2 separate regions of the Mus musculus genome follow, and region 2 is linked to region 1. The links are chromatin loops, found by intact Hi-C in ENCODE. Cell type or tissue: heart. All regions are shown on one strand.

Region 1 (2,500 bases):
CTCTGTTGCCTGTTGTGAAATATTTAGCAAACTCAACCATGTCTTCTTTTCAGGTAAAATTTTCTTGTAGTCTAATGAATAAATCAGGCCAAACAGTGGTGGCCCACACCTTTAATCCCAGCACTCAGGAGGCAGAGGCAGGTGGACTGCTGAAGTCAAGGCCAGCCTGGTCTACAAACTGAGTTCCAGGACAGCCAGGGCTACACAGAGAAACCCTGTCTCGAAAAAAACAAAAAATAAAAATAAAAAATAATGAATAAATCAGTCCTGGTAAACGTAGTTAAAAAACACTGGGGTAGGAAGGAGTGATATTCAGGAAACTCCTAGGTCCCGTACATAGTCTAATAGCCTGGGCCAGCTTGGATTCCTCACTCACTACCCTCCTCTGGCTGCTGCATGGTTGCTGCAGCAGCTGTTGCAGCCTCAGCAGGAGCCGCGATCCAGGGCAGGCACCCCCTTCTGGCAGCCTAGGTCATGGGCTGAGCACCGAGGTCCGAGGGAGGGGCTTGCCCTAGAGGTGGGAGGCCCAGAGCAGGCCTGAGGGGGAACCCCGTGGAAAGTGGGGAGCAGACTTGTGGGTGAGAGGACATGGAGGAAACGGGGAGGAAGAGACGTGGTGGATGAGATATGCCTTAAAAGGCCAACCACGTACCCTGTACTGGGAGGGCGTACACCCCCCACCCACACAAGGGTTACAGCCACCACGCTCCTCCCACACACCACCTCCACGAGGCCCAGCGACACGCCTGCCTACCACGGGGTTCACAGCCCACGGGGTAACCAGCAGGGGCTCTGCCCTCCCCTTCTTTCTCCCTCCCTCCCTCCCTTCCTCCCTTCAGCCCCTCTAGATGGAGCCCGGCACACGTGGCGATACAGAGCGTTCTGGGCAGGTGCAGAGAGAAACCTCAGGTCTGTCTGTTGACAGTAGGGGAAAGATCCAAGCTAAAGATTCAGAGCCATAAATGCTGTGGGTGGTTTCCACTTCTGAGCTAGGAGATGTACCAGGGGCTGTTTTTTTTCTGTTTGGGGCTCTTTGTTTTCGTACCCACCCACCTCCAACCCCCCACCCCATGCACACCAAGCTACATGAGCCAACCTTAGCGACCTTCCTGCTCTGGGCCCAAGCCCTGTATTTTCTCAGTCTCAAAGAAAAGAATTGAGGCACCTAGGTGAAGAAAGGCGGCCGAATTTTCCCTACTTAATAGGAAAAGCCATACAGCCAGCTGCCTGCCGCGGAGCTGCCGGGAGAGGAGCCAGAGAAGCGTGCAGAAATGGCAGGAAGATGTCACTGCCCTCGTGTCCGGCCTATGCGGGCACAAAGAGTCCTTCCTAAAGATGGCGCTGTGGAGACCGCTGCTCCCAGCCCAGATGTCCCTCCCAGGAACTGGGATCAGTGCCCAGTCCCGGAACTTTGAGAAAAGCCAAAGAAACAGAGAAACGTGTGCATCAGGGAGTTCCTTAGGGAAGGGAAGCATGCTGACAACGTACCTACTGTGCGCCAAGCCCTGTTCATGCACTCATTGCTCACACCAGTCCTTAGAACATGTCACTTTGGATCAGTGAGGACACAGCAGAGGTTGGGGGGGGGGGGTCATGGTGAAGAGGGGATCCAGACTTAGCTGGGTGGCACATACCTTTAATCCCAGCACCTGAGAGAGGCAGATCTCAGTGAGTTTGAGACCAGCCTAGGCTACAGAGCAAATTCCTAGACAGCCAGGGCTACATGGAACAACCCTGTCCCCATCCCCCACCCCCAAAAATCCTTATCTTAACCTGAGAAAGAGCCAGGAATGGAGGGCAGTTTCCATGTTGGTAGCAGGGCCATACCATTTAGAACTGTTTGTAATTGGAGCTGTTTCCTGGGGTCTATTCCCACTGGCCCATTGTCTGTGCCCCAACACCTTTTCCTACCCCATGAGAAAGGAGTAACAGCCTGGTTCCTTCAGCCCAACCCCTGCTCTGCCCCTCCACCCTCCTGCCCCTGCTCTGCCCCTCCTCCCTCCTGCCCCTCGCTCTGAGTGAGGGCTGGGGTCAAGCAGCAGGTGATGGCTACTTCAGAGCCCCTTTTGTGTACTTGAGACCAGGGTCCAAAGGCCAGAAGCCATGCCCCTGAGTTCTGTCTTCTTCCTGTGTTCTTGGGCCCGGAACCTGGACCAGGGTCTCTTTGCTCCAGGCCTTGCCTGGCACACGGGTATGGTCTGTGTGGACGGCACATGAACAAGCAAACACTAGGAGGACCCTGATCCCATGGAGGCCCCCAGGCTCCTCTGAGCCACCCCCGTGACTCCGTCAACAGTCCTCTTGTTCTTCCCTTTCCACAGGCAAAGAACAGAAGCAGACCAACATCGAATCCATGAAAATGGAGGCAAGTGTTTTCCTCACCCACAGGGGCCCTGTGGGTCCTGATTCTAGAAGAAAACCACCTCTCTGATGGACTGTGGCGAGTGTGTGTGAGGGGCCCGAGGGTGGGTCCTGCCCCATCTTTGGTTGTTCCTTGTGA
Region 2 (2,500 bases), 51 kb after region 1:
CAGTTTTTTACTCTTACAGAAAATGCTGCAGAGAAATCAATCCTTAGAAGTGGAATTGCTGGCCAGGCAGGCACACGCAGCTGAAATGTTGATGGCTTTGGTCAAATCGCCACCCTTAAAGGCTCCAGCAATTTCCATTTCCGCAGCTAATCTCACCCCCAGAGCACTTCCGCGTGTCTTTGTTGGACACTTGCCTTTCATTCTAATTTGTGTTTTAACAGCGGAGAGCTGAGCTGGGCTTTCTGCACCTCTGTCCTGCATCGATCTCTCTCACTCTGTCTTCTAGGTTCCCCCTGACTGCTTCATGGATTTCTGGTCCTTCTTTGTAGTTAAGGAAATTAGTATACTGTCTCTCACCCCGCTGTAAGTATTTCCCACTGCCTAGCTGTGTTGTTTTCAATGGGGGAGCTTTACATTTTAAAGACTCAGATTAATACATGCATACCCCACTTCTTCTCTACACACTCTGTGCTCCCATTTTGAGGGTTCCATTTTGAACCTGCCCACTATTAAGTCTAACGTAAAGGAAAAGAGGTTTTCGTCCATATTTAATTGCTCTCTGCAGGGTCACCTGTCTCCAGCACTGCTTACTGAATAGACCATTTCCCCAATGATTTAGGGCCACTTTGAGAGTGTGAACATCCACACATAGTGGATCTGTTTCCAAACCGGTGTGTCTTATTGATTTTCCTGCCTATTTTTGAGCTCGGGCCAAGTCGCCTCATTTGCCACAGGTTCACACTTTACTTCTACCACCTGGTAAGAGGTTTATCACCACTTTTCACTTATCTTCCAGATGACTTCCAGTGTTGTTTTCTTAGCCTCATGGGAGAGCAACATAAAACTCATACAACATAATCGAATCATCATGTGCTCTGCAGAGAAAGAGTCCTGCATGGGGAAGGGGAAGACAAGACAGAAGGTTTTGTCTGTGATAATACATTTCTGGCAAATGTATAGGTTATCCCAGGGAAACATTTCCTCACACATATCACTCCCCACTCCTCCTCTTTAACTGGGATCTCACTACGTAGAACATGCTGGACTCCAACACACCCAAAGAGATCTGCCTGCCTCCATCTTCCAGATTCTGGGAGAAAAATACACATGCCACCTTTTATTTAATTAATTAAATTTATTTATTTAGCCGGGCATGGTGGCACACACCTTTAATCCCAGCACTCGGGATGCAGAGGCAGGGAGATCTCTGAGTTCCAGGCCAGCCTGGTCTACAGAGTGAGTTCCAGGACAGCCAGAGTTACACAGAGAAACCCTGTCTTGAAAACCCAAAAACCAACCAAACAAACAAAAATTTTATTTGGGTTTCCAAGACAGAGTTTCTTTGTGTAAAACATCGTGTCCTAAATTTTTATTTATTTGTTTATTTATTTATTTTGAGGCAGGGTTTCTCTGTGTAGCACTGGCTGTCCTGGAACTCGCTCTGTAGACCAGGCTGGCCTCCAACTCAGAAATCCGCCTGCCTCTGCCTCCCAAGTGCTGGGATTAAAGCTGTGCACCTCCACTGCCCAGCTACCGTGCCCATTATTTAAGATAGAATCATGTGTAGTTTACAAATTCTCTCTGTAGCCAAGGGTGGCCATGAACTCCCAATTCTTCACCTACCTCCAGAATACTGGGATTACACACTTCCCTACTGCCCTGGTCACAGAATGCTTCTTTTGGCCAAAACAAAATGTATTTACAAAAGTATGGGTTTTTTCCTATGCCCTCCCTTGTTCCCTAATAAAGCCACGGAGACCTTTATATTTGTTAATAAGTTCCTTGCACGATAGCTGGGCGGTTACCGATCTCTTTTAAGCGGACTATGCAGCAATGGCCTACTTCCCAGTCACGTGGCCATTACCTGCCACCGTGGACCCCGGGTCCCAGTGGGAACTCCTCAGAGCCCAGCTGAAACCCTCTCCCTGGCTCTCTGGGCTCAGAAATCCTGCCTTTTCTTCTCCTGCCCAGCTAGATATAGGCTGACCAGCTCTATATTGACCAATCAGAAGATGATGGAGAACGTGTTTTAAAAAACGGAGTCAGGAAATTCTTCACAATAATGGCAACACCCAAGTCTGGACTGCAACCAGATCTCAGGTACAGAAATCAGCACTGGAATACATGGTGCACAGAAAACATCCCCCAACATGTATCTTTGTATTTATTCAAGCCTTTATATCTTTCAAGTTCACATCTTTCATCTAGAGAGGACTTATAGGATTCTCATTAACACATTTCTAAACAGCCCTTCTTGTGTTGGCAGTATGAATGCATTCTTCTCATCCAGTGTGCTTTCTAACTGTTTATTACAAGGGATCATTCTGAAAAATGCTTTAAGCAGGGTATCGTGTAGCCTAAGTTGGCTGTGGTTGCTATATTGAAGCTAGCCTTGAACTCTTGATCTTCCTGCTTCTGCCTCCTGAATTTCTAGGATTGCCTTACCAACTTGAATAACTAGACGTTGGCTCTCTTTGTGGGTTTTTCCTTCCACCCTTCA

What was found. Peaks named below come from ENCODE experiments on the same cell type or tissue, not always from the same donor. Only the 100,000 strongest peaks of a DNase experiment are listed, where the experiment ranks them.
Region 2: it touches region 1 in a loop (2.1-fold over the local background); 2 of 42 quality-filtered maps call a loop at or near these places.

What each region holds. Positions count from the first base shown.
Region 1 is chr12:3,870,514-3,873,013 of GRCm38, forward strand. It overlaps Dnmt3a (DNA methyltransferase 3A), which reads left to right. Exons shown (of 23, transcript NM_007872.4): 5 at 2,322-2,365. Among named protein-coding and RNA genes, the nearest start is that of Dnmt3aos, 9.5 kb to the left of the region's middle. In heart, CTCF peaks have their summits at 460 (motif pointing left) and 1,341; DNase peaks (open chromatin) are centred at 578, 1,368 and 2,268; H3K4me3 peaks cover 963 bases; H3K27ac peaks cover 2,439 bases.
Region 2 is chr12:3,921,496-3,923,995 of GRCm38, forward strand. No RefSeq gene overlaps it. Among named protein-coding and RNA genes, the nearest start is that of Gm31623, 28 kb to the left of the region's middle. In heart, no CTCF peak of the experiment used is centred here; no DNase peak of the experiment used is centred here.